4 separate regions of the Mus musculus genome follow, and all the other regions are linked to region 1. A link is a loop called in an ENCODE intact Hi-C map of the cell type or tissue named here. Cell type or tissue: heart. All regions are shown on one strand. Links, peaks and the distances in the headings refer to the core of each region. The heading gives the core; the rest is flanking DNA. Region 1 holds the start of Cpeb1 (cytoplasmic polyadenylation element binding protein 1). Region 2 holds the start of 2900076A07Rik (RIKEN cDNA 2900076A07 gene). Region 3 has its middle 13 kb from the start of Gm42400. Region 4 holds the start of Ramac (RNA guanine-7 methyltransferase activating subunit).

Evidence for each region. A loop is a pair of places that touch in the nucleus more often than their neighbours do. Peaks named below come from ENCODE experiments on the same cell type or tissue, not always from the same donor. Only the 100,000 strongest peaks of a DNase experiment are listed, where the experiment ranks them.
Region 2: it touches region 1 in a loop (2.2-fold over the local background); 6 of 42 quality-filtered maps call a loop at or near these places.
Region 3: it touches region 1 in a loop (4-fold over the local background); 2 of 42 quality-filtered maps call a loop at or near these places.
Region 4: a loop joins it to region 1, with 2.0 times the contacts of the local background. A loop is called at or near these places in 5 of 42 quality-filtered maps.

What each region holds. Positions count from the first base shown.
Region 1 is chr7:81,451,351-81,458,742 of GRCm38, reverse strand. It overlaps Cpeb1 (cytoplasmic polyadenylation element binding protein 1), which reads left to right and starts at 3,985. Exons shown (of 12, transcript NM_007755.5): 1 at 3,985-4,109. The coding sequence starts at 4,095. In heart, for the core only: a CTCF peak has its summit at 3,147 (motif pointing left); DNase peaks (open chromatin) are centred at 3,252 and 4,212; H3K4me3 peaks cover 1,544 bases; H3K27ac peaks cover 1,361 bases; H3K27me3 peaks cover 2,500 bases.
Region 2 is chr7:81,518,443-81,525,834 of GRCm38, reverse strand. 2900076A07Rik (RIKEN cDNA 2900076A07 gene) reads right to left here and starts at 2,285. Exons shown (of 4, transcript NR_160675.1): 1 at 2,159-2,285. In heart, for the core only: a CTCF peak has its summit at 2,682; a DNase peak (open chromatin) is centred at 2,364; H3K4me3 peaks cover 1,470 bases; H3K27ac peaks cover 1,574 bases.
Region 3 is chr7:81,740,986-81,748,377 of GRCm38, reverse strand. It overlaps the pseudogene Gm18806. Among named protein-coding and RNA genes, the nearest start is that of Gm42400, 13 kb to the right of the region's middle. In heart, for the core only: a CTCF peak has its summit at 4,041 (motif pointing right); no DNase peak of the experiment used is centred there.
Region 4 is chr7:81,760,447-81,767,838 of GRCm38, reverse strand. It overlaps Ramac (RNA guanine-7 methyltransferase activating subunit), which reads right to left and starts at 4,886. Exons shown (of 3, transcript NM_025997.2): 1 at 4,783-4,886; 2 at 116-312. The coding sequence starts at 285. In heart, for the core only: CTCF peaks have their summits at 4,126 (motif pointing left) and 5,600 (motif pointing left); a DNase peak (open chromatin) is centred at 4,898; H3K4me3 peaks cover 1,753 bases; H3K27ac peaks cover 1,624 bases.

The DNA.
Region 1 (7,392 bases), core at 2,069-4,568:
TTATTCAAGGTTGGTATTTATTATCTTGGGATACTTTTCTCACTGAGCATTATGTCTGAGTGGGTTGTGGAGAATAGCCTCCAGGTCTAGGTAGTTGAAATATAGTGCCACAGCTTTTGATCCTGTGACCAAGGCTCTAGCTTCTTTGTCTCTGTAACCCTGTCTCTTAAGTGCCTATCTGTTCAGAAGTATGCCAGAGTGAAATAGGTGTGGCCCTCCTGTTAGGGGAAGAGAACAAAAGCAGTCCCAGGGGCCAGCGCCGCATCTGGCTCTGGGGATTCGCCAGGCACTGTGGCACCAGACAGCAGCTGGAGCTGCTGACTTCAGGAGAGCTTGGGGGCCCTGGATTCTCCCCCCTCAGGAGTTCTGTTTTTATCACTGTTTTGTCTGAGATTGATCCACCAATTGAGAGCCACTTGAATGCTGGACTCAGACTCATTTTTACCTCTGAATCAGCTTTGATAGAGAATAGGGGCAAATTTCTAAGAACTATCAACACAGAAAGATTGGGAAATAGCTTTGGCTTGCTACATGGGCTTGAATCCCCAGCACCCACACAGAAACCCAACCCCAGGATCCCAGGGACTCATTGGTTAGCCAGACTAGCCAAAAAGTGACCTCCAGTTTCACTAAGACACAATTTTAAAAGGGGAAGTGGTGGTAGAGCCATGGAAGAAGACATCCAGTGTCAATTTCATGCCTCTGCATGAACACACATGCTCATGTGCACATAAATACACACAGCACACATACACAGTTATTTATTGATCTTGGGAAATTTTGCTCACAGAACATATTTTATTGACTGCATTGTGGAGAATAGAAGTTCTTAGATATCCAAACTATCTTAGATCTTTGAAGACCTTGATATTATTTCCAGCTTTAAATATTTTTCATAAAGCTTTAAACTATAGTGTGATCAAATTTATCATTTTCATTTTTTATTATTGTTTATAATTTGAAGAATTTGTCTATGGGCTGAGGCAATAAAAATGTCTCCTTCTAGGCCACATAGCATAGACTTATAACCCTATGAGTTTTACCTTAGGAGGTAAATGCAAGAGAGTCTCAGTTCAAGACTATCCTGGGCTACATGGTGAGACCCTGCCTCAAAAAACCAAAACAACAAATTAAAATATTTTTGGTTGTGAGTCTAGACTTTAACAAATTAAAAAAGATGTTCTCCTATATTCTTCTTTAAAATTCCAAAAACAACTTTTCACATTTATATATTTAACCTATTTCAATTTTACATTTATATATGATAAAAGTGAGGCTGATCCTCTGGACTTTAAAAAATTCATTACTCTGTGTGTGTATGTGCATGCACTTGCACATATAGACATGTATACCACACACATACACCCGGTAGGAGGATCAAGGACTCAGTCAGTTCAAAAAATGGGTGGGGTGAGGCAGGGCAAGATGGTTCACCAGGTAAAGACATTTGCTACCAAGCTTGATGACCTGAGCTCAAGCCCCATGACCCACAGAGTAGAAGGAGAGAGCTGCGAGTGTCTTCTGACCTCCACTTGTATCCATATCACACAAATAAATAATAGATGTAAAATATGAAAGGAAGCTGGAGATGCCAAAGGTTTTACTCTCATCAGACTATGAAAACAGAAAACGACAGGTCTGAGTTCTCCATTTGCCCCTGTTGGCAAGGGGTCCTTGAGGAAGTCACTTAATTGCCTTCTTTTGTAGTATACTGGGGGTTGACCCTGGAGTCTTGTATGTACTAGACAAGCACACCTATTGATTATATTCCCAACTCTACTCTTGAGTCTGGGGGTGTGGTGAGGGAATGTAGGGTAGGGGCACACAGGCTTACTAAGTTGTCCTCACAGGCTGGCTTTAAATTTGCAATCCTCCCTCCTGCCTCAGTCTCCCAAACAGCTGAAGCCAAGCATGTTCCTTCTTTGAACAGCAGCCTCTTTACCTATGAGTTAACAAGCAAAGCATTTAGAAGTGTGAGAAGTACACGCTTGAATGCCCAGAAAATACTCCACTCCTCCTGCCTTTGGCTAGGTTTAGGGACGGTGATTTAGCAGCAGAAATCTGTGTTCAAAGTTACTTTCTTATAGGCTGGGAGCTTGAAACTTTATATTTTTTCAGGTATCCATTCCCATAGGCCCTCAGGTGCCATTTCAAGTCTTAGATTCTTATCTTGTTTAACTTTGGGTCAGGGAGGACTGGATGTGAAGGATCACAAATTGGCAGCTACTAAGGTACATGGCGACCTTAAGATGAGATATTTTAGAGGTTTCTGATGCCTATCGGCTAACCTATTCCTTCCATTTAATTAATTAGTTAATTAATTAATTTATTTCCTTGAGGTAGACTTCCTTCAGACTGTAGTTCCTAACTGCCTTCGGATGCAAGGCACCCCTCCTTCTGCCTCATCTGTGATAGTATTGCAGTTATGGGCCTAAGCCACCATGGATGTCTTAGTCATAGATGCCATCGGTCTTTCCAGATATGCCTTGGGTCTTCAGAGCATCTCATACACCCTCACTTACAGTTCCCATGTTGTAGGCATCTAAGTGTGGCACCTCTCAGAATAGGAAGAGAAGAGAAGCAAGAAATACTAGGTTTGATTTATCAGGCCTATGCTGCCAAGATGGGGGTTGGGCTGCTCCTAAGGGGATGGGTTCTCCATACTGTAACCACCCTTTCTGCTTAGGACTTCAGTAACCCTTGGGAACGACCACAGAATGGAGACTAGCCAGCTGTCATTCAGCTCCCTCTGCACTTTAACTCCAGCATCTGTCCTCTTCCCCACCTTCTCCAAACACACTAGGCTAGGACCGTAGGCTTCCTTTCTTAATACCCTGGGCAGAAGCTTATACGTTCCTGCCTCACAAACCTGCCAGCAAGTTGGTAACAGCTTCTTCACCTGTCAGGAGGAACCTTGAGTATAATACGCGCTGAATAAAAAGTATAACATATAAAACACTTAGAAATGTTCAATAAGCTCTGTTCTCTTTCTTAACCAACCTAGTGGCTTATTTCCCACCTCCAACTCTCCAGCAACACCTTAAAAGAGACCTGGCAACTTCCAAGCTTGTTCACCTTTCCTCTAGTTTCCAGCTAGCTGCAGAATAAAAGCCCTTCAGAAACTGGGCTCGGGCTTCCCTCCTGTGGCACCAACACGCATTAGCTGGTCTTAGTCAGATTGAGCCTCTCAGTGCATTCCTCCCTCTCCGCCTTCCCTGGTCTGCAGCCCGGAATGCCATCTCCGCCTCTGCGCTCGCTTGGGCTTCCGGTCTGGTCCAGCCCTAGCTGGCCCATGACGCCTCTCGGAACAACAGCTTCGCTCACCCTGATCTCTTGCCCCGAATTTTGTCAGTAAAGCGTCCTGTCATTCTGGAGGGAGCGTCGGGAGCGGTTTCCCTGGGGAACTGCAATCCGAAGAGGATCACTGCTGTTTTCGGAACTTTCCCGAATCCCCTGACGCCTGCGCTCCGGGTTCCAGCTCGCTCCAGATGCAGTGGCAGTCGGTCTGAAGTGAGGGCGTGTCTGCTGCAGGTGGGGATGGGTGGAGGGGCTGGGTTCGGTGCCACCGGGGCTTCCACCCGAGAGGTCACTAGCAAAGGAGAGGCGTGGTTATACGTTTTTTTGGGGGGGGGGCGCACGTCACCGGCGCAGCGGGGCATCCCAGGGTCTTGTAAATCTGTAGGGAAACTGAGGCCCGCGGGAGAGTGAAATGGTCAGGGTCACCGGGCGAGGGACTTGCTCAGGCCTGAGCCCCCTCGGGCTCCGGGGAGGCAGTGGTGGTCTGTCTTGGCTCGAGCCTCAGAACTAACCCCCACCCCCCGTTCGGACCCCCAGGCCCAGGGTGGGCGGCGGAGCGCGGGTCTGGACGGCAGGAAGGAGCGCAGGGGGCGGGGGCGGGGACGAGGCCGGGCGGGGCCGACACAGGTGCTCCTCGTCAGGCCAGCGCCGCGGAGCTTTATAAGCCGCCGGGGTGCGGAGTCGTGCGCTGCTCGCTGCAAAAATAGTGCCCACGTGTGTGCGCGTCCCGCGCCGCACAGACCCGCCGGCCCGCGCGCCCGCCCGCCCGCCAGTCCCTTAGGGCCACGCCGGACCCCATGGCTTTCTCTCTGGTAAGAGCCGCCGGGGCGGGGCGGGGCCGGGCCGGGCGGGGCTGCTGTCCCCGCCGGCCGCCTCGGCTAACGGTCCGCGCGCAGTCTCGCCACTTCACAGGGCCCCCTCACCGCCGCCCGGGTTAGCGTCCCGGGCGGGGCGCCGGTCACATGCCCGCGGTCGTGGGCCTCGTGGAGCGGTGTGGGGCGCGCGGGGAGGGGCAGGGAGCTTCCTCGTGACTCAGGCCTTTGGGCTTAAAGGCGCCGCGGCCCTTCGGGGGCGACCGCCGGGGCCTCGGAGCTGCACTTGCACAACTCTCGGTGGCCTCGAACATACGTCCAGACAGGAGCCGGCCGCGCGGACGGGCGCCCGGACGCCAACACTTCCTTTTTCCGCAGCCGTCGCACGGGAGAGCTCGAGCGGCCGGCCGGCTGGCCGGCGGTGCCCGCGGCTCCCGTCTCTCTCTTTCCTTCTCTCTCTCTCCCCGAGAGTCGCCTTGGCGTCCCGCAGGAGGCAGGGGCTGGCGGCTCGCTGCGGGCGGCGCAGCAGCGAGCCGCGGAGACCCCCTCAGGCTGGGGCGGCGCAGGGGGAGACGCGCCACGACGGCGCTGACATGGCTCCTTTAAAGCCGAGGTCTCGGGCCCCTCGTGCGGGCCGCGCTCTTTCCAAGCCCGGGGAAGTCACGTGGCTTCACACGTTCGATTGCTCCCGGAGCCCTAGCCCCGAGGGTGGACCGGGCCAGGTGAGGTCGCACGTGCGTGTGACCGGGCTTCGAGGGCTGTCCCCGGGAGCCTCGCGGGGCTGGGGGGCGCGGGCCCGGAGGGGAGGAGGAGTTGAGCAGCCCGCGAGGGGGCGCAGGCGGGAAGCCAGCTAGTCCTCGGCGGCGTCCGCTTGCCTCACTCGGGCGGCCTGGCGGGACGCACTCATGTGGCCTCGAGGGTGTCGCTCAGCGTTTCTCAGCCAGCAAGGCCAGGTGTCCAAATTCGGGGGTGTCGGGTTGCAGATGGGCTCGCGTGGCCTCCAGCCCTGACCTCTGGTTTGGGGGAGCGGAGGCTGGACGCTGGGCGGGTAGGGCTGACAAGGCTGCTTCACTGGGGGCCTAGACGCAACGGGGTGTGTGTGGGGGGAGGCCCATGCCTAGGCAGGGGGACCCATGTCAGCAAAGAGCGTCCTCGGTGGGCAGCGCAGGCCACCCGTGTGGGTTGCTGTGCGGTTCCAGCCTCTCACGGTCACGAGCCTCATTTCCAGGGGGCTCTGCAAGGCCACGGTTCCTGCAAAGTGGCCCGCAACACCAGAAAGCACGGAGCACCTGGGCTCCAGGGTCCTATGCAGCCTCGTTCTGTGCAGCCTCGCAGGCGTTAGTTAGCACCGTGCTCTGTAGTGGCACTTTGTGCCTTGCAGGCTGACTCTGCCCTGCCCTCAGATAGAATTAAGCCTGTGGAAATGTCGGAAGCACCGGAGACCTGGAATAGCCTGGGGCTGCCAGCCTCAGGCCGCCCCATCCCCCACCGCGGCCTCCAGGCCCGACTCTGATGAACGCATTTCTCTGGCAACTGCTTCCTTTGGTCTCCCTGGCTACCGGGCTGCCTCCCCACTCTCTTCTGGCACCTGGGTAAACTGCTGGGCTGCGTCATTTGCTGGGGCCAGTGGGTCGAGTTTAGTGTTCTGGAAAGGCACGCGTGTACCAGCTTTCTCCAGGCCACCTCTTAGGTGATTCGGGCCACGTGTACCAGTGGAGACTTTGATGAGGCGAGTTTCCACTTTCGCATGCTCTTTTTGAGTGTAAGGACACAAGATCTTCTTTTCTTCTTTTCTTTTCTTTTCTTTTTTTTTTTAAACAACAGAAAAATACAACAGGCAAAACAAGACAAGAAGTTCAAGATTGTTTTCCCTGTATGTAGAAAGGAATGGACCGCCGACTTTGAACGTACACTGGGGCTGTAGCCTGTTAGGAGCCCCTAAGGACAGTAGTGTTCAAGAGTCACCACTTACCGTTTACCCTTTCTTGTAAGATCTTGCCTGGAACTCACGGGGCATTTTCTGTAGCGTTTACCATGTCCCACCCTCTTACTTCTCACAGTTATCTAAATTTGAGTCATTTGGCACTGCCTGCTCTGTTTAATGAAAGTTGACAAGTGTAGAGGTAAGTCAGCTTTGTAGTATAAAAACACTTGCTCCCCTCCCAATGATTGTTTTACAGACAGCTTCCCTGGCAGAGGCCCCCCAGTGTGGAAGGGAGGCTGTGTCAGCCTGCAGAGCAGACAGGAGTTAGAGAGCTGACACACGCATTTAATGAACCTGGGGACATTTGCAGTTAGGAATGGTTCTGGGGTCCTTTCAGTATAGGCAATTGCAGTGCTGTGGCACATTAAGTGTTCATAAAGCAGAAAGTGGAGGAGGAAGATAAAGTTGTATGATTCTAAGAACAGCACCAAACTTGTTAACAAGAAGCTATTGATAATGGCTGTTTTGAGAAGTATTTGTATCTGGTGCAATCGACTCACTAAAAACAAACAAACAAACAAACCTTTAAGTGATTTATAAACCTAAATTATACCAAGGTAAAGTAAATGAGTTGAAAAAGAGGGAAGAGTAGTAACCATTGACCTATAGTGTATATGTATATGCTGCTCTAAAGGAAGTGTTCATTAATTGACTACTGAAAACTTCATGCCCAGAGTTGATGGACCTTTGACACCTCCCCATTTTGAAGAATCTCTGGCTTATAAGTACAGCAATAAAAACTTAAAACAGTTTGGATCAAATAGAACATCTTTAATGTTGGATTCAACCTGAAGACTAGTTTGAAGTTGAGGCTCACATACCCATTCAAAAAGCCATTAAGTGATGGAATCAGATCCTGGGTCTTTTTGTTGTTTTATCCCAGTCTGTAACATGTTGTGTGCCTTGTCATGGCAAGGATCAAAAGGTTATTGCTGATGGATGATGTAGAGAAGAGGTTTTATGGGCTGGTCCTATTTTTATAGTTGTCTGTAGAGATAGGAATCTCCTCTTGTTGTAGAATTTAGGATAGGTCTTCTGAGCATTAGTGCCTGGAAGGAATGTGCTGTGTCTACTGTTCCATGGTGTGGGTCAGAGCAGTTGGTCCTGATAGCCAGAGGTCTGAAGAAAGGCTCCTCCCACTGTGTGCTGACCCTTCCAACCTACTATAAAGAAAACTTATATTTTCAGTAGAGATAAAATTTTAATAATTTTTCCTCAGACAAGACAGATTTGAAATAATTGTTTTTAAGTTTTATTATATTTTTAATAATTGCATATTGGGAGAAAAACAACTTGCAG
Region 2 (7,392 bases), core at 1,684-4,183, 67 kb before region 1:
AAAGCACTTATGCTTACAATATGCTTCCTATGGGAGCCTCTGAAAGCCTTCCGATGTTAAGTAAGGTCAAAATATTTTCCATCAAAACAAGAGAGTGACAAACAGCAGAGTTTAGAATCCACAAAATATGTGGAGACATTGACCACTGTCAAAACTACTGGGGTGTGTGCCCTTTATTCTTATCCTTAAAACATGTTTCAGACCTCATTTTCTTTTCTTGTGTGTGGGGGCGGGGAGGGGGAGGGTTTCTCTGTGTAACCTTGGCTGTCCTGGAACTTGCTCTGTAGACCCAGGTAGCCTTGAACTCACAGAGATCTACCTGCCTCTGTCTCCCAAATGCTGGGATTAAAGGCAGGGGTAGCCATCACTTGGCTAGCTTTCATTTTCTAATAGCTCAAATATTAATAGCCTATAAATGTTCTTTTGAGCTCTCAATAATTTTAAGGGTATCTTGGGAGCAAAGATTTTGAAATTTGTTTACAGGTAGTACTTAGGGATCCCCCACAGTGAACACCTAACTGAATGGTTCCTTATTATTAAGGTCTTTTGTCATTGATGCTGATAATGTTTCTGTGTTTGCTAATATACAGTTACCTTTTTGGACCTCTTAGGCTCCCTTCCTTGACAGGTTTCCACTGTCCTACATGTTTCCACTGTAGTATAAGAAAGATAATAGCAATAACTCAGGGTCCACTTGAGCTGGCAGCATTAATGCAGGGCAAACCTAAAGCTACACAAGCACCAGATGTCATATTACCTACAAACAGACAGACAGACAGACAGACAGACAGAGAGAGACTGATTACAGTGAACTTTACAGCATCTCTCCTCGACTTGTAGGCAACTTACAAATTCTTTATAGTGAATTTCCCATAAAGAGGCTAGGGTAAAGTTCTACAGGTTGCCAGCACAAAGCCATAGTGAGCGCACAAATAAGTATTCCGCTACAAGCTTTCTAGGGGGAGCTCAGATCTTGCTTAAGACCCCCAGGGTTTTCTATGCAATAACAGGCAATAGGTAAGGAAGATTCCCATGTTTGCCTTCTGTTGCTACACAGTACACCGGGAACGGCAGACACGGCAAACTCATCTCCATCGAGAGCAGCACTTCTCAACCTTCCCAATGCTGTGACTTTAATACCCTCATGTTGTGGTGACCCCAACATACAATTATTTTTGTTGCTACTTCATAACTGTAATTTTGCTACTGTTTTGAATTGTAATGTAATGTCTGTATTTCCAGTGGTCTTAGGTGACCCCTTAGGTGAAAGGGTCATTTGATCCCAAAGGGGTTGTGACCCACGGTTGTGACCCACTGATCTACAGGGTCAAACATGTTGATGGCTGACGAATGACTTTCCTTTGGTGGACTCACACCTTATCTAAGCTTTATATATATGTATGTTCGTGTCTTTGTGAGTGAATGACATATGTGTGTGGTGCTCAAGGAGGCCAGAATAGTGTGTTGGACTCCTTGGGTCCTGAGGTACAAGTGATTTGATATAGGTGCTGGGAACCAAACTCAGAGCCTCTGGAAGTGCCACAAATGCTCTTAACTACTAAGCCATCAGGCTAGTATCTAAGTGCACCTCACTACTGTCTTCACTCCTTCAATTTTCCAACCTCCTACCCATCCACGCACACCATCAGAAAGCAATATAAAAACTCCTTTGTACAAGAATTCTATGGGATTTTAGAATCTGTCCTCAACAAACCATGCAACTTTCCACCGCCTCCTTGCTGCCCTTTTCTAACATTAAATGCCTTTGCTGACACATTCAAGAAACTTAAAAATCACCCACTGCGTGTGCATGTGCTCACGGGCGCTAAAATTACTGCAACAGGTGATTCCTCCCTCAGGCAAGAGTCATCGATTCGGAATGCCTGGATTTACAGAGCCAATATTCAACAGCTCTGTGCATGTGAATATGTGTTTGTATGTGTGCATGTATGTACGTACGTATGTGTGTGTGCTTAATTTAACTTCAGTCTGTGTGACCGCGTATTTCTCCTTCCATATCTACCCACCATTCCGTGGGCTAGCAACCCTCTTTGAAAAAGATGGAGAAAAAACAAACACAGAGAAGGAAGATCGATAGCCGGGCAGCTTACCCATCTCTTCTCCCATTCCTGGGACGCCTGCCACGTCAGCCACTTACCTGGACACCATAGTCACCCGCCGCACAAGGTGGCCAAATACTGGGTCAACTTGGCGAGACAAAAGCCGCTAGCATCAGGTGTCAGGCTCTCGGTCATAATTTCTCCCTCCTTCCGGTGGAAAATGAGTCCACTTCCGGCTTCTTAGCCGTAGGGAGGAAGTTCCACGTCAGGCACCGCGCGGCGCGGCTGGGCTTGGCTCTTCCCAGTGCGCATGCTCAGAGCGAGTCCTCTGCTGCTTAGCGTCTAGCTGCGTGGCGTCTGGATCGTGGGAGACTCGGGGGCCGGCTTGTAGCTCCTGGGTGGGTGTGGAGAGCTGCCGCATTGTTTTGAGTATGCTATTCTCTGCTCCCCTGGCAGGCGGCATCCTGGGGACTGAAGTACGCCGTCCCGCCCCTGCGACACTCCTCTGCGTTCTTGTGCTACCCAGCCCTGGCTGTTAAGCTTCTCAGTGTTCTTCATTCTTGCCACCCTGCTTATAGAGAGCAAAGCGTGCACTGCACCTCAGTAACCTTTACTCAGTCGCTCTCTTGACTCCCCCTGGTTGCAAGCCCATGCATATTCATCCAGGAAAGGACCAAGAGCTTCCTAGCCTTGATCATGGGTCTAGGAAGATAAGTAAAATCACTTTTGGATAAATTTCCTGAGGATAGACCTCAAATGTTGAGAGACTAAAACAAAAGACATTTGACATTTGCGCCTTGGTAGAGGTAGGCTTCCTCTGTCATTTTGAATATGATATCTTTGCCTTACTTAGTTTCTGGTGATCGCTAAAAATCCTGTGTGTGCTTTGACTTGAGGCAGCATGGCCCTACTCTGTTGTCAAACTTTGTTCTCCTTATTTCTGCTTATTGCTGTGTTTTACAAGGACATCCATCCTGTTGGATTAAAAAGCCCAGCTTATTCCAGTTCACATTGTGAGGCTGCAGAAAAGACTTAAGATTTCAGGGGCGGCAATTACTGAGCACCCTAGTAAGCTGCCAGAGTTCTCCAGGAATGTGCAAACCAAATGCTAAAGTAAACTAAAAGTAAGCAGGTTTAGAACAATGAGTTCAGAGTTCATTTGGATGCTGCGAGTTTGAGGTCAGAATTTGAAGCAAAAAGAACAAAATAAGAAACATAGGTGTAATGAAAGGACCTTACATGCAGTCCAAACATACAAGGCTTTTGGATTTAATATACAAAATCAGGAGCAAAAATGTTACCTTGTTTATCAGCTTGAGCCAAATCTACTTCATTTCTCTTACTCATTTAAGATGTAACTTTTCTGGGCATGGTAGCACACTACTTTAATACCAGCCTTCAGGGTTCAACACCAGACTGGTCTACGTGGAGAGTTCCAAGCCAGCCAGAGCTATACAGTGAGAAGCAGAAAGGAGAAGGAGGAGGAAGGAAGGAAGGACGGACAGAGAGCCAGGGCTACAGAGTGAGACCATTACACTCACTTTCTAGGCTTGGCCTGTGCTTTTCTCACCCTGGCATAGGTACACACGGGCATAGGCACACACTGGGCATAGGCACACACTGGGCACAGGCACACACTGGCTCCTTTGCCTGGTACAGGGCATCAAGTTGCACATACTTTACTTGCCTGATTTGCTGTCATGGATGCTGTATTTTATTTATTTATTTATTTATTTATTTATTTATTTATTTATTGTATATGAGTATGAGTACATGGTAGCTGTCTTCAGACACACCAGAAGAGGGCATCAGAGCCCATTACAGAGCAGTCAGTGCTCTTAACCACTGAGCCATCTCTCCACCCCAACGAACACTGTATTTTAACATAAGAAAGCGCTCAGATCATTTACCAGCACCAGTGTCTTAATAGCTAAACCCAGCAAAGATAGCTCAAGAGAAAACTCGGAGTTAAACTCACCAAAAGACAAAGCTCTTGACAGATCACTAAGCCTACCGAGTAGTCTATCCAGATAGACTTAAAAAAAAGAAAGGTTTCCCCAGAAGTGTTTAACGTTTAAAAACCTATCACTGCAATTCATTGTGTTAATAATTTAGGAGTTTAATACTACACAATTATCTGAAAGGTTAACATTTAAAAATCCAGTTTCTATTTAGCGAAATGAGAATAGATAGTAATTTAATGAAAAGCTTTTAGCAGAAGCCTACTGTAAACATGAAACTTAATAGCTATTGTCACAGGGAACAGTAACATGTGAAAATCCATTTTCACTTCTAATATTCAACAGGATGGTAGGTTTTCTACCCAGAGCGATACAAAAAGGGCAGAATCATTAGGAAAGAAATAAAAATATAATTTTCATTTGATTCTCTTTCTAAAAAGATTATAGTGTTAAACTATTAAAAGGTTTAGCAAAGGTTAATTGTTTGTAGGTTCATGGGCTCAAAGGTTAATTGTTAAAGCTTGTGATCTACCAGTAACAAAGTGTGAGAAAGTAGAGCCCCTCAGGTCGGTGAGATGGCAGGTGGCAAGTGTCTTAACTTATTAAACCATCTCTCTGACCCCAGGTGACATTTATGCTGTTGATGCCTCAAAAGAAGTGGCTGGGGAGTTAATATTTTCTGCTATCATTTGTGACATTATTCTCCACTGATGAAATGAAATCAAATTAAAGTATAAAGGCAGGTTTATTGGGGTCAGCTGTTGGGGGAGTTCACTGACCACACAGGAGAGGACCAGTGAATTCACTAATGGTGAGGGAGACAGGGGGGAGAGGAAAGAGAAAGAGAGAAAGAGCAAGCAGAGAGAGAGTGAGAGGCCAAACTGTCTAGATATATAAGGAAGAGCTTCAGGGGGAGGGGCAGCCCAGCCCCTGGGCTAGAAAGTTCAGGGCAGAGGGCAGGGTATGCCAGACCTACGCTGCAACCGGTAGGGACTGAGGGATGCTGGGAGAACCTGGAGGCTAGGTCTACTTATGCACCTCAGCTGCTTGTCCTGGGTCTGAATCCCAAGAATGTGATCATTTGAGTTTTTTCCTCTTTCTTAGCCCTGGTTGTCCTGGAATTCCCTGTGTAAATCAGACGGGCCTGGACCTCATAGAGATCTTCCTGCATCCGTCTCCTGAGTGCTGGGGTCAAAGATGTGTTTCACCACACCCAGCTCATATAACATGTTTAGTTTTTGTAATGGTTTTGCTTCCTCTTTTGTTGTTTCTCTAATGTCTTTTTTGTTTACTTCTATTTAAAAATTTTTATTACATTTATTTATGTATTTGTTGGGAAGGGGGCTCAAGTGTCTGGAAGTCAGAGGACAATTTACAGGAGTCAGTTCTCTTGTTCCACCATGGCAGTCCTGGGGACCAAGTTCCTGTTGTCAGGCTTGGCCACATGTACCTTTAACCACCAAAGTCATCTCACAAGGACTATGCTTGTCTGCTTGGTTGATTGGTTGGTTGACTTATTTGAGACAGGGTTTCACTGTGATTCTCACTCAGTCTGGCCTTAACCTTCTGGTTCTTCTGTGCTAGGATTACTGATCTATGCCTCCACACTCAGCTAATACTTCTTAGTAAGAGTCTAAGATGGTTACCTTTCTTCTGGGATCTGTTACATTACCCTGCTGTTTTTAGTTGCGAATTTGCTTCCAAATACAACCTCATTTATGTTCTTATTTTAATGCATTGTTGTTGTCTGTTCCATTGCTCTTTAGGTTGTAATTAGATTTTGTTTGTTTGTTTGTTTTAGAGACAGGGTTTCTTTGTGTAGCCCTGGCTGTCCTGGAACTAGCTCTGTAGACCAGGCTGGCCTTGAACTTAGAAATCTGCTTGCCTCTGCCTCCCAAGTGCTGGGATTAAAGGCATGTGCCACCACTGCCTGGTTCATAATTAAATAAAAAAAAATTAGAGCACATTGAACTTCACAGAAGGGCGGGAGAGGCACAGAGACTCTGCTCCGTGCACGTCACTTTCATGCTAGCATACCACTACCCATAGGACCACTCTTTCTGCATTCTGTGGGTTTTGATAACTATACAACAACCTGTATCAGAGCTTACAGAGTATTTTCATTGCTTAAGATACCTTTGTGCTATGCCCAGTTTCCCTGACTTTTCCCCAAACCATGACATCTTCACCCTTTGAATAGCTTTGTTTTTCAGAATGTTACAACCATACAGCATTGTAACCTTTTTATAGAGTCTTCTTTTACTTTGTAGCATGTGTTTGTTTCCTGGTTTTAAGGAAATCCTGGTTGCTTCTAAGCTTTCACACTTACAAAGCTACTATAAACAACTGTGGTGGTTCAATAAGAATGATCCTCATAGACTCATGTATTTGAATGCTTGGTCCCAATTCGTAGAACTCTTCAGGAAGGATTAGGAGGTGTGGTCTTGTTGAAGGAAGTGTATCACTGGGGGTGGGCTTTGAGGCTTTAAAAGCCCACACCATTCCCAGTTAGCTCTCTCTGTCTCTTGCTTGTGAATCAGATGTAAGCTGTCAGCACTGCATCTGTTTGTCTTCTGCCTTGCTCCCTGCCATGGTGGACATGAACTGTAGTACCCTCTGGAACTGTGAGCCCCAATTAAATGCCTTGATCCTTATGGCTTATCACAGCAGTAATAAAAGTAACTAAGATTACATTCATTTTCAAGATTTTGTGCAGACAAATTTGGGTCAATACTAAGGAAGACAATTGTTGGGCCAGGTGATATTTTCTGACTTGGATAATGTTGCATTCTTACCAGCAGTGAATGAGATGTCCTGTTGATTCAAATGCTCACCAACATTTGGAGTTGTGCTCCAGGTTGGGCATTCCAGTGAGTGTGCAGCCACCTCCTGTTGTTGTTCAGTTTGCATTTCTCTGATGGATGATGTGACCATCTCTTCATGTGTTTATTTATCGTAAACATGTCTTTCCAGGTGATGTCTCTGTTAAGGTCTCTGGTCTGGGGTTTTTTTTTTCCATTTCTTTTTTTTTAAATAATTATTTATTTTATGAACATGAGTACACTGTGGCTGTCTTTAGACATACCAGAAGAGGGCATCAGATCCCATTACAGAGGTTATGAGCCACCAAGTGATTGCTGGGAATTGAACTCAGGACCTGTGGAAGAATAGTCAGTGCTCTTGACAGCTGAGCCATCTCTCCAGCCCTTTTTTTTTTCCTTATTTTATGTGCATTGGTGTTTTTTCTGCATGTGTGTCTGTGTGCAGGTGATGGATCTCTAGGAACTAGAGTTACAGACAGTTGTGAGCTGCCATGTGGATGCTGGGGATTGAACCAGGGTCCTTTGGAAGAGCAGTCAGTGCTCTTAGCT
Region 3 (7,392 bases), core at 2,753-5,252, 290 kb before region 1:
ATCAAAATTTAGTGCAGTGGTTTGAATGAGAATGCCTATATAGGCTCATGTTAAAATACTTGGTCCCTCATTGGTGGACTATTTGGGAAGGATTCGGAGGTGTGGCCTTCTTGCAGGAAGTGTGTCGCTGAGGATAGGCTTTGAACTTTCACAATCCCATATCATTCCCAGCGTGCCCTCTCTGCCTGCTGTTTACAGTTCAAGACATGAGCTCTCAGCTGTTCATGCCTTCATACCTTTGCCCCACCACCATGGACTCTGACCCTCTGGTACCATGAGCCCAATTAAACACTTTTGTAAGTTGCCTTGGTCATGGTGTTTTGTCAGAGCAATAATAAAGTAACTAAGACAAGTAGGTTAAGAAACAATATATCCAATTTGTCAGTGTATTTGGAATAAAAGATATGGCAAGTGAAAAACAATATCTAAAAACAATATTTAAACAACTGACAGTCTTTTTTCCCCCTTCCCCCTCTCACTCTCCCTTGCTCTGCCCCCTTGCTTCAGCCCACTCGCTCTGGCTCATAGGTTCTTTTTTTTTTTGTTTCTCATTACAGATGGTTGTGAGCCACCCTGTGGTTGCTGGGATTTGAACTCATGACCTCCAGAAGAACAATCAGTGCTCTTAACTGTTGAGCCATCTCACCAGCCTCAACAATTGATAATCTTTTAATAATTTACAATAATACTTTTCATAATCAAACATATTTAACACAAGACAAATGTCTTAGTTAATGGCATTAAATACTTTTATTTTTATTTATATGTATCTGAGTGTATGTACCCATGCACATGGATATCCATGGAGGCCAGAAGAGTTTGCTGGCTTCCCTTGCAGCTGGGGCTGAAGGTGGTGGGGAGCCATCTGACAAGAGTACTGAGAGCCAAGCTTAAGTCTTCTTCAAGAGCAGAAGTTATCTCTCTAGCCCTATCATTAAATACTTGAAGTAAAACTTTAGTTAGTTATGTCTGTTGGTGAGTATTAATTGGAAAAAAATGAAGTAATGGAAATTACACTACAACTAGTTTTCCTTTGGTGTCAGGAGAGACAATGTCAACTCAATGCTGTCATTTTTTAAAGAGCAGTAATAAGAATACTTCCAATTGAGGCTAGATAAGGCAGCCCAGTTAGGGAAAAGGGATCCAATGGCAGGTAACAGAGTCAGAGACAGCCCCTGCTCCAGTTCTTAGGAGCTCCACATGAAGACCTAGCTGTACATCTGTCGTATATGTGTACAGGCTCTATGTCCTTCCCATGATGGGGGGAGGGGAGGGGAGATGGAGGGAGTGGGAGGAGAGGAAGAGAAGAAGTCATGATCAGGATGCAAAGTAAATTAATTAATTAATGAAAAAAAGAATATTTCCTAGAGAGAATGAGAATATGATTAGCTGCCATGTCAGGAAAAATGTAGTTAAGACAGTCTACCATTCTACTTGTAATCTCAGTACAGTGTTAGGGGTGGTGGCTGAGGCAGGGGATTGCCATAAGTTCTAGAACAGCTTGGCAATAAAGTGAGTTAGAGGCCAGCCTTGGCTGCAGAACAAGACCCTCTCTGAAAACAAAACCGTTTTTAACCTGCTATAATGATTTGCCTAATTTTTATTGTAAGATTGGTCTTATTTACACTTGATAAGCAGCAGATACTCGATTTTTCTAGTTTTTTTTCTTTTGCAGGAATAAAAATTCAGGAACATGGATGTATCTTCACATTGTTATTACATGGTTTCTTGCTATTTTTAGTAACATTAATGAAGCTTAAAAATAAAGGAAACCTGGGAGACATGGGAACCCAGGATAATCTCTGCAAGGCAAGGCGGGAGTGGGCATTTAGTTCTACTTGTATTTCCTTCTTACATTGTTTGCAGCTTAGCTATCTTTGAAGAGCAAAGGAGGTGCGTGTGATGTCATAGTGTTAGCCTGGTAACAAACGTCAAGTTGCCAAACTTACCAGAAGACATCCTCAGGAAGTATTCAGATACCTAAGGACTATGAAGAAGACATTCCAAATATCCATGCAGTGTATATATTGTTATAACAAAGTCTTACAGCTAAAACCAAAGCTTTAAAGCTGATAGACATTCCAAGATGCTTTCAATTATATTTTATCTACCTCAGAAGTGTTCTTAAGCCAAAGATAGGAGATATTCAGAAAGTCTAGAATATTTTTGTAGTTTTTCTTTCTACATAACATTTCCATTAGGAACAATCTAATTCCAGTCCTGGTTATTTTTAATATAATAATATAAATCAACAGTCTTAAATATTTTTAATATTTTAAATATTTTTAAATATCAGTTTCACCCTAGAAACATATACAATAAAGGCATATCTCAGAATATATGCCTCAAATTTATATAACTGGATCTAACCAGTTAGCTTTTCTATTTAGTTTTCTAAAATAATAAATAATTTGAAACTTATAAAAACTAGAATAATTATGATATCTGTCTTAGTTTGGGTTTCTGTTGCTATGATAAACACCATGACCAAAGCAACTTGGTGAGGAAAGGGTTTCTTTCAGTTTACAGTTATAATCCGTCATCCAGGGAAGTCTGGGCTGGAAGCTGGAGGCAGGAACTGAAGCTAAGGCCATGAGAAGTGCCTCGTCATGGCTTGCTCTCAGCTTGCTTTCTTATACCATTAGTCCTATCTGCCTAGGAATGGCACCACCCATAGTAGGTAGGGCCCTTCAACATCAGTCATTAGTCAAGAAAATGGAAGCATTTTCTCAATTATGCTTCCCTCTTCCCAGATGTGTCTAAATCTGTATGGGAGTTGACAAAACCCAGCTAGTATAGTAGCATATAGGAAATCCTAATTTATAAAAGAAATTTATACAGTGTCATTATCTATATTATGCTACTACTATAAGTGAATGAACTCATACATTCACTCCAAAGTACCAATATTGAGATTTATGAAACATATATGTTGAGAAGACAAAAAATCCACAAGTACTAGAAAATGTCGGCAATATAACTTTTTTCTTAAATGACTAAAAATTCCTTTTATATTATATGATGAATTTTATTGGATCAAGAAGCTTTCAAATTTGCGATTCCATCTTATACCTGACAGAATAGCAACGATCAATAATACAAATTAACAGGTTATGTTGGTGAGGATGTGGAGCAAGGGGAACACCCCTCCATTGCTGGTGGGAGTGCAAACTTTATTAGCCATTATGGGAATCAATATAACAGTTTCTCAGAAAGTTGGGAATCCATCCACCCCAAGACCCAGCTATACCAACCACTCCTGGACATATACCCAAAGGATACCATGCCCTAAGGACACTTGTTCAACTATGTTCATAGCAGCCTTATTCATAATAGCCAGAAACTGGAAGCAACCCACATGTCCCTCAACTGAAGAATGGATAAAGAAAACGGGGTGCATTTACACAGTGGAGTACTATTTAGCTATTAGAAAACTTACGTTGTGAACTTTTCGGGCAAATGGATGGAACTAGAAAAAGTCATCCTGAGGGAGACTACCCAGACCCAGAAAGACCAACACGGGCTCTGCTCACTTATAAGTGGATATTAGCTGCTAAGTGAAGGAGAATCATGCTGCAGCCCACAGATCCAGAGGCTAAGTAACAAGAAGGGCTCTAAGGGGACACATGCATCTCACGCGACACAGAGATAGACTTTTTCCAGTGGCACGGGGGGGGGGGGGGGGAGGAACAGCAGATACCCGATTGGGAAGGGAGGGATGGAGAGAGAGAGCTGGGAGAGAAGCCTGGAATGGGGAGGCACTTAGAGGGTCATGTGGAAACCTAGTGCAGAGGAAACTCCCTGGAACCTCTGAGGGTGACCCTAGTGAGGCCTTACAGTAATGGAGAACATGGAGCCTGAAGCGGTCATCTTCTGTAACCAGGCAAGGATTCCAGTGGTGGGACTGGGACATACCACTTCAACCCATACAAAACCTTCAACCCAAAACCTGTCTTGCCTGCAAGTTGTGCTAAGGCATTGGTGACTCAGAGCTTGTGGGAGTGGCCAACCAATGACTGGCCTAACCAGGCCCAAACCAGGAGAGGGAGCCCACGCCTGACACATTCTCTTGACATTGTTATATGTGTTAGTGATTGAAATAGTCAATCGCTGTTCCACTCAACTGGAGGACTGAGTTTAAACCCCGCAGGCCAAATAAAATTGCTTCTAGTTGTAAAGAGAAGGCTGGCTTTTGTTATTGTCTTTAAAAACCCTGAAGTTTGTATGTCTGACGTGTGTACTATAAAAAATAGCACTAGATTTTTTGCAGAGTCTCATATTTGTGACAGAGTATGCTACCAAATGTTTCTGGTTAAAGCTTTTAGATTCTGTTTAAGAGCCCCAGAAACCATTTTGACTCATATTGCAGGCTAGACAAGTATGTCTTTATCAACATTTCGTCACTTAGTGCTGCTGTAACTTTTAGACAGCAGTAAGCTCTAGGTGGCGTCAGCATGTTCACTATCAGGTTTAATCAGCCGTGTTTGTTGCAACATATGTCATGATTATGATCGGTACCATAGCATCAATGGATGAGACACCACCTATAACTGGTTGGTTATTTTCTGGCACATAAACAAGAAAGGTAAACATAGTTTTAGCCAGACATTATGGCACATGCCTATAATCCCAAAAGTTGGAGAGTGGAGGCAAGAGGGTCAGAAGTTCCAGTCATCCTTTGCCATCGAGTGAATTTGAGGCCAGCCTGAGCTACATAAGACCCTGTTGCTCCCCCACCCTTCCCAAATCAGAAACACACATGCCAACTAACAAACCAAGACCCCAGGTAAATGATCACCATAGATCAAAGAAAGGTTCAGCATCCTGCCAGCTTCTGGGTAGAGACTGTCTCAGAGCTTCTGGTTTATAGCTACGTCCTTTGACAAGGACAAACAAGGAGTTTGTTGCATTAAAAGACTTAGAAATTCTTCCTCTGACATTAGATGCTTTCTTTCAGAGTTATTTTCATTAACCTAGGCTATCTCAGCCGTATATGAATCAACTTTTGCATTTCTGAATTCATCTAAAGCACTATTACAGATCATGGCTTTGGTGACACACAGCCTTTTCGTTTCTTTCGGAGGGGGATTAGCGGCGGCGTTGGGATCTCACTGCTAGATTCGCTGCCTCACTTCAGTGGATTTTTCCTGAGCTCCAGGAACTCAGGTAATTAAGCGATGACTCTTTCAATAGTGTGATGTTTGTTTGGGGGAATGCATGAATTTTGGCTTTGTGGACATTGGAATTGTGGTTAGCATCTCTACGATGCCAGTTGTTTTCTGATGATCAGACTGAGGCGCAGACTAACTGTGTTTTGCTCGGGTTCTGCACCGGTGGCTCTCCATCTCCCGCTGCTGTCAGACGCATTACAGGCTCGCCCAGCCCTGTAAGTACACCACTTTGGACATCACAACACTCACAGCTACTGAGGCTCTTTGTAGCATTTTCCTCTAATTCAAGAACTGCATCTTTTTCAGGAATATAGACTCCCATTCTGAGCACAGCTTTCTGAAAGATGTCCTTATTGTAACTTGTATAAAGAATTATAAATTCTTTCTACAAATTGTTTTGAAGATTGCTTGAATTCATAATCTGCCTCTGAAAGCAAACCTTCTTATAGCAAGGACTTTCTAATATACTAAATGGATCAATAAATTCCAAGCAAATGGTGCTTGGTAAGGAGTTTTTTTAATCGTCAGATGTAATTATCCAAGCAGGTTGATGTTAACAAAGTGGCACAAAATTACCAGTTAACTTGAAAATAGATTCTCTTTGAAGTCCACGTGGAAAATGGCAGCTTCATTTACCCTGAGGTGCGGCTCATCTGACTGAAGCTCTGATTTTCCTGTAAACACAATTTCAATTTAGGAGCTCTAGCTACCCCTTCGTGGGGCCTCTACGAGGAAACCAAAACCCCACCACCTCTCTGCCAAGTCCGTCTGACTTTAACCAGCCGTTGTCACGCACAGTGAGGGCTCACTCGTTTTCTTGTCTCCATATTTTCAGGACTGTCATCATTTTTGTGTGGGGTAGGAACCAGGTTCATTTTCATTCCTCTTACAAGGCATGCTAAACAGAAAATTCCAGAATGGCTTGTCACATTTCCCTTACATTACCCTGCCTCCTGCCACCAACAAGCAGCCATTTCCTTGCCCAATGGAATTTAAATTACCATATGTTTTGTTTTTAGGTTTTTTTAAAAAGCAAAATTGTAAAATAGAAAATCCTATGAAAATGATCCACCAGGTCATTTCTGGTTGTTAAGAGATATTCTGTTTATCTTTAAAAGACCTCTCTTTGTTTTATTCTGTTTTAGTATTTTTATGAATTTGAAATTTTCATACAATGTATTGTAATCATTCCTACCTCAGCTCCCTCCTGCATGTGTCCCAGATCCACCAGCCAGCGGAGTCCCCACTTTATGTTCATGGGCTCTAACTGGTGCCACCCATACACTCCTGGGGTGGGGCTGTTGACTGGAGTGTGGCCAATCCACAAAAACATTGGATAATCCTCTTTTTTAAACTTAATTTTATTTTATTTTACTTATTATATGTAAGTACACTGTAGCTGTCTTCAGATCTCATTATGGATGGTTGTGAGCCACCATGTGGTTGCTGGGATTTGATCTCAGGACCTCCGGAAGAGCAGTCAGTGCTCTTAACTGCTGAGTCATCTCACCAGCCCCCTGGATAATCCTCTTAAAGGACATTGACTCTCCCTCCTCTAGAAGGCATCAGCTGTCCACAGCTCCTCAGTTGAGATGAGGTCATGAACTTCGTGCTTGGTCATGTTGATTGGCCTGATCTTGCGCAGGTCTTAGGCAGGCTACCATAGAGTTTCAGGAATTCATCTTTGCAATATAATACATAAAATTGAACTCCTTAGCTATTCTTACACGCAGTTCAGTGACATTAAACATTTCACATTGTACAACCATCATTTTCAGAACTTTTTTACTTTCTTCCTGAATTGAAACTCTGTGCCAGTGGAACACTAACTTCCCATCTCCCTTTTTCCCTAACCTTTTACAACCAGAATTCTGTTTTCTCTTCCTATGAATCTGACCATCCTTGGCATCTCTATTAAGTGGACTCATTTTTTAGTTTCCTTTTGGTGACTGTCTTAGTTCATGTCAACATGATTTCTTTAAGAATCATTCACACTGTAGCATGTATCAGCACACCTTTCCTTTTTAAAAGTTAAATAACATTTCATTGTGGGCTTATGCTATGTTTCTATGTTTTACTTAACTTGGGCTGTCTCTGCAGGTTATGTAGACACAGGTAACCATTTGAGTCCTTACTATTAAAGTTTATGGGCTTATACCTAAACTTGGAAATTCTGGGTCAAATGGTAAATTTATTATAGATAAATGAATGAATGAATGAA
Region 4 (7,392 bases), core at 3,127-5,626, 310 kb before region 1:
GCAGGTATTTATATGCTTATTATGTTGCTACTCTAGCTGGCTCTGTGAGCAACTGTATTAAAGCTCTCTTCTCCCAGATCACCCTTTGCATTTATCCTGCAAAAATAACACATACCAGTTGCCTCTATTTCTTTGGTTACCACCAGCTCTGCTATTCCATTCCTCAACAATTGGAGGGGACTCAGGAGGGCGTTTCAAGTATTCCTGGTATTCTTTGTCATCTTTCGTGAATCTGCTTGCAAACATCTCTTCAAAATTTGGAATTTCTTCAGAAGTATCACTCATTTTGAAATTCTGTACAATTTTTAAGATCTGTAAGTATTTAAAAAAATTACACTGACTTAGCTGATGAAAAAATAAGAAGTGAACAATTTAGATGGAGTAGTAACAAAAGTCCCTGTGTATTTTAAACTTAAGATTGTAGGCATTCACTTCAACAGTTCTTGACTACACTACGCTATTGGAGCCTGCAATACTAAAATGAACAATAAATACATGACCATACCTCCCAGAGCCACCAGTCTAGAAGAGACATATATGAGACTGGGGAGAATAGCTTAACTGGTAACATGCTTGTCCTGTAAGACTGTGGACCTGAGTTTGCTCTCCAGCACATGTATGAAAAGCCAGGCCCAGTGGTATAGGCTTAGAATCCCAGTGCTGGGGAAGGAGACATGGGTAGATCCCTGGAACTTGCTGGCTGGCTAGCCAGCCTAGCTAAATGGCAAGCCCCAGGTTTCAGTGAAAGAACCCAGTTCAAAAATCAAGGTACACAGCTCCCGAAGAATGAGCCTGAAGTGGACATCTGGCTTCCACATGCACCCCCACACGCTTACACACATAACAAGAAGCATAAGGGAGACAGATATGATGTAAACATAAAGGGAGAAGCAGAAGACATCAAGAAATAAAATTAGAGAGGTAATCCAGGGACAAATTGTGAAAAATGTTTATCTAATGCAAATACTTTTGTATCTTGATAGGCAATGGGAATTATGTGTGACTTAAGAAGGGAAGATCCAATCTACTGTCCTGTGCAGTAATGCATACCTGTAACCAGGAAGCAGAGACAGGAGGAACTGCAGGCCGACCTGGTTTACAGTTAATTCCAGGCCAGCAAAGGCCATTAACAAAAATAAAAAGAAGATCCAATATACTATTTAGAAGGACTAGGTAGAGACTAGTGAAATTAAACTATAAAGGCAGATTGCTGTTAATATAGATAACACACTGAAAGGTTAATGTGAGGTAGTAACTAAGAGCAATTTTAAAAGAATTCCAGGAAGAAATAGTCACCAACAAGAAGATATGGAAGGAGAAATTCTCAGGCTTCCTGCAAGTGATTACACACATTATAGTGCCACAGGAACTTCTAGAAAGGTAAGAGTACAATGAATTTAAAGAAAGCTATGGCACACATCAAAGTGTCAATTCAGTTAACAGAGAGTAAGAGATGAAGATGAACACGAACAATGTTTTTGGTACACACACAGAAGCCAACTAGAAAAGATTACCATACAAGGTAAGGGACTAAAGAATAGTTGATATTGGCAAACCAGACAATGGCATAAAGAACCAAAAAGAGAACTGGATTCAGATATCAGGTGACTGTTTTATAGTAGTAGGAATTGAAGCAGACCTGCAAATGACTGAGAAATTAACTATAAAATGAGAAATTGGAATTTTAAAGAATCTCGAATAATTGCATCAGTAGCTGTAATCACAGCACTCGGGAGGCTAAAACATAAGAATTTTGAGTTTGAGACCAAATTAGATTATAAAGGAAGACCCTGTCTTTTGCCAGGTGCCTTTGGCACATGCCTTTAATTCCAACATTCCAGAGGCAGTGGCAGGCAGATCTCTAAGTTCAAAGCCCTTCTGGTCTATATAGAATAAGTTCCAGGACAAAAAAAAAAAAAAAAAAAAAAAAAAACCCTCCAGCCCCCACTAGCCCCAATCAAAGGTGAATAAAGAAAAAGGGGAAGCTGGGTACAGCTTCCTAAGTGTATACCTGTAGTTTGGATACTGATATTACTTGAACCCAGGAGTCTGAAGCCAACCCAAGCAACTGGCATTTAGATGCATGGCTATTAAAAGTTATGGGTAACTATTTTATAATTTAATGCAATGTATTATTACTCCAGATACTGTGAGAAATGAGAAACATCTAACAATAATAAGATAGATACTGTCTAATGGATATAAAAAGTATAATCTGGGCTGGTAGATAGAGGTGCTTGTGGCCAAGGCTAAGAACCTTAGTTCAAACTTCAGGTCCCATCTGGCAGAAACAGAGAACAGACTCCCTCCCACAAGTTGTCCTCTGACCTTCACATGTGTACCATGACAAACAAACGCACACACAATGAATGTAATACAGATTTAAAAATAGGAATCTCTAATCTTCTACCTAAGGGAAAAGATTTTGCTTAACTTGCAGGTCTAATTCTCAAGAAACCAGAGAGTTCACTTTTATTCTTCATCTCAGATCTTGAAACTGCAGAATTCTACAGGTAGTTCCCACTTCCCAGGCGTCTGTGATCAAGAACTGCTACTGTTGAGCTTTGCCATCCCCTAGCTTTCCTAACTCAAACTTCGTGTTTCTGCTGAATGCCTCCAAGTTTCTAAACCTGGTAGGGAAAATGGCCCATGTTGTAGACCTACCATTCCTGGGCCTGAGGCAGAAGGATCAACTGAGCCTAGAAGTACAAAACCAGCTTTGGCAAAGAGAAAGGACCAAAACCTATTTTATGATTTGAGGTGTATTTAACATCATGCTAAAAACTTAAAACCACATCTTCCCCGATATCCTCAAGTCATTTTTCCTTTCTAATCACACTTTCAAGGACGCTTTGGATGGGCTACTTAACTGGAAGATAGCTTCTTCATTGTCCTGTCTTTCCTCAAAATAGGTAAAGCATTTATAACAGTACTGCCCTTATTCCAACCAAATTCAACTACAATTGCTCATTAAGTTCAAGAAACAGTACTTGGACATTTTACCTTTCAGGCTACTACTTAACTTCTACCTTATTTATTACACCTCCTTGTGCCTGGTATTGGCAAACTAGTATTAAATACCAAAAACCAAATGAGTTTAGAATAAATCCAACTAGGTTGAGGGTAGTGACACATGCCTTTCATCCCAGCACTTGGGAGGAAGAGTCAGGTGGATTTCTGTGAGTCTGAGGCTAGGCTGGTCTATAGAGTATGTTCCAGGACAGCCAGAGCGATGTAGAGAGACACTGTCTCAAAATAAGACAAGGAAAACTCCCAACTAATTAAAAGTGTCCACAATTCCAAACTACCCACAGAAGCCACTAGAAGAATGCCCCATTCCCAATTAAGACAGACATTCACAAGGCAAGGAAAAGGCACAATTTATTCTATTTTCCCCATACCCTACCACATAGGTATCTTCATACTTATTCATGAGAATGGAATTGAAACAAAACCTTAATGCAAGCTTTACTTAACCCAAGGATTTGAGACAACTATATTGTTTAATGTTTAGGTTGATTAAATATGGGCTGAGGCCAACACTACCAAAAGACAAGAGAATGTGGAAGAGGGAAAAGTCAAGAGGCCTTAACAAAGAACTACAGGCAACCAAGGAATGCGGAGAGCAAGAGAAATAGTCTTCTCAAGGGAAGAGCACACCAACTGGTTCTCTAATGCCATATTTGATTAGCCCCGAAAACACACGCATAAGTAACAATATATGAACTGAGCAGGTTGTATATATCTACATATTACTAAAGAGACTATGAATTTGAAAGAGCTGAGGGGATAAAGGGAGGGTCTAAAGGGAGGAAAGGGAAAAATGTTATTATGATGTAAAAATATACAATACATATGTATAATAATCACATAAAGCACAATTACATAATATATAAAATATAATTATATAATAAACATATAAAAGAAATAATAGAATAAATAATATTAAGAAAATACGGCTGGGGGGAAGGGGGTCTTGGAAGAAACCTCAAAAGATGAGGGAAGTGTCAGAGAGATAGCTCAGTGGTCGAGAGCGCTCACTACCCTTCCGATGGACCACAGATCAGATCGCAGCACCCACGCTGCTCTCAGCTGCCTGTAATATAGCTCCAGGGGAACAGACGCCCTCTTCCGGCCTCTGCGGGCGCCAGCACACGCAACCCGCAGACAGACAGACACACAACCCGCAGACAGACAATTCTTCCCCACCCCGCAAAGGCGTGCGTGGGCAGAGGAGCTGTGCACACACACGTCTCGATCTGAGTGGGCAGGATTAGAGACCCAAGGATCTCAGTCCTAGCAGCCTACGAGGAAACTCGAGCTTCCACGGAGGAACTCGGAGAGGCGACGACCCTCGTCGCCTCGGTCGTCACCAGCTACAAGCTAGGTCAGGCACGGGCAACCAGGGGCCGCGCGCTCTCTGTCGCTGCGGCCGACAGCCTTCCTGGCACTTGGATCCCACCAACCTCCTCACCACATAGAGAACCGCACAGAGCTTTGCCTGCGGTCGGCCGACCCTGGCTCGGCTGCTCTCCAGAGCGGAGCCCCGAGCACGGAGCAGGATGACTGACTAACCACTGCGCATCCCAGCCCGCCAGCCGACGCGCGGCTGACGACGGCCGGGACAAAGCGGCTCCTTCCAGAACTGCCGTCAGGAGCCGAGCTGCGGAGAAAGAGGCTCCGAGGGGCAGCGACCTCCGGCCTCTCGCACTTTCCGGCCCCAGGCCCCCATCACCTCCGCCGCCCCGGGTGGGAGATTCATCCGCCATGTGCGGTACTCACCCTTCATGGGACGCACTGGAGACCTCGGGCGTCCACACCGCCGCACCCCACCCGGCTCTCCAAGGTAAACAAACGCTCAGGAATCCCTCAACCACCCGACTTCCGCTTCCGGAGCGTGTAAGGCGGAGTCTCGTGCCAAGTCTCTCGAGATCTAGAAATCCTCGCTTCCCCCTCCCCCCCCGCCACGCCCCTCACATTCGAACCTTGGCGCGGCCCTAGGGAAGCTCCGCAGGGTCGAGCAAAGTGGCGATGGTGGGCAGTGCGGTCATTCGCAGCCAGTGCCTGGTGACCGTCGGGGAGAGGATATCGTCATGTATAAAATCCCTCGAACTGGCAGTGCCTGGTGCACTGGTACGGGAAGTCTGAGAGTAGGACTAGGAGGGAAGGCTGCTTGTCAATGGAGACCCCAAAGCCGGAGCCCGGGCGGCGGGGCGGAGGAGCAGACGAGACTGCTCTGCTTGGGCGATGCCCACCCGGTTCTTAGCCGGCCTGGGCAGTAAGGCTCCTGCGCACCGTTGTCTATGTGTGTTTGCAGAGACGAACCCACGCCTCCACTGCCCGTATTCCGCTCGCTCCCGAAGTCTCCGCTCTTCTCGGTTGTTTGCAAGTGTGGCAATGCCAGCTGTTGACTAGCCACTTTTCTCAGATTGCTCCCCGGACCTTGCCCTCCTCTTGGGAATACGATCAGCCTGGAAAGTTTAGTGTCAAAATGGGATACCTTAGGGCTGGAGAGGATAAGAACACTTACTGCTCTTCTTGGAGCCCTGAGTTCAATCCCCAGCAACCACATGGTGGCTCACAGCCATCTGTAATGGGATCTGATGCCCTCTTCTGGTGTGTCTGGAAACAACTATAGTGTACTCATAAATAAAATAAAGCTAAAAAAAGAATACCTTTTCTTTCCACGCCCTGGTCAGATGTCTCGTTCTGTTATTTGGTCCTTGTGACTCTGGTTTTCATCCATTCCCATCCCCACTGACTCCTCATCCAAGTTCTCTCTACACTCCCTGAACAGAGCACCGATGCCCTTCTTCCTAAGTCACTGCCCCTCACCAGCATATCACCAGACAACTGCCGTAGTTATAGTCATATTCAAGCACAACTGGGATGCAAGATATTCAATAACTCCTTGCTGCCAAGGCCAACAATCTTAATTTGGATTCAAAATTCTATTTTCTGATATTTCTCTTTCATTCCCTCACAGTAAAGCAGACCAAATGCAGTAGTTCACGAATACTCATTATGTTTTTATAGCTTGCCAGTGTTCCCTTATGCTTAGAATATTGCCACTCCCCTACACACACACACCCCACCACCTCACCACCACCACGACCTCCAGATGTTGACATTGATATTACATCCATTCTCTAAGACTTTACAGGGAATGAGTTTTACTTCTGCTGGGTTCCACAGTACCTTCAGAACTTTATGTGTTAATACCATTTTCTACCTGTTTATACACACCTTTAATTTGTACATCACACTAGTATATAACACCGTACATAACTCAGTACTAGTATATAACTCGGTACCTACTTGTGGGATGAACAGTGGAACTATGTTCTAAACTATCCACGCCATAGTTTAGAAACACCAATGTAACAAAAATAGGCCAGTGCTGATGTGGGGATGCAGGTCACAGAAACAGTCATTACTAAATAGGCGATGGAAGACGAACAGGCGTGGAAAACGGAGACGAATCCACTTCTTCGGGCCTCAGAGTTGGCACTGGAGGACTTTCAGTTCCATTTGATTGAACTAGTTAAGAGCACGAAGTGATAAAGAGCACAGTGGTGATGGACACCCAACCCTAGGGCGGTGGAGGGGGATGATGGGTTCAAGGTCACCCTCAGCTACATGAGACTGTCTTTAAAAAAATTCCCTGGTTTAATAGTTCATCATAAAGTAGCAATGCTATGTGTGATAACCACTGCATAACAGAATTACATGTTTATAAATAGTCTTTTTTCTAATTTATTTATTTTTACTAGGTATTTTCTTCATTTACATTTCCAATGCTATCCCAAAAGTCCCCCATACTCTCCCCCACTCCCCTACCCACCCACTCCCACTTCTTGGCCCTGGCATTCCCTGTACTGAGGCATATAAAGTTTGCACGACCAATGGGCCTCTCTTTCCCCTGATGACCAACTAGGCCATCTTCTGATACATATGCAGCTAGAGACACGAGCTCCGGGGGTACTGGTTAGTTCATATTGTTGTTCCACCTATAGGGTTGCAGACCCCTTTAGCTCCTTGGGTACTTTATCTAGCTCCTCCAATGGGGGCCCTGTGATCCATCCAATCGCTGTCTGTGAGCATCCACTTCTGTGTTTGCTAGGCCCCAGCATAGCCTCACAAGAGACAGCTATATCTGGGTCCTTTCAGCAAAATCTTGCTAGTGTATGCAATGGTGTCAGCGTTTGGTGGCTGATTATGGGATGGATTCCCGGGTATGGCAGTCTCTAGATGGTCCATCCTTTCGTCTCAGCTCCAAACTTTGTCTCTGTAACTCCTTCCATGGGTGTTTTGTTCCCAATTCTAAGAAGGGGCAAAGTGTCCACACTCTGGTCTTTGTTCTTCTTGAGTTTCATGTGTTTTGCAAATTGT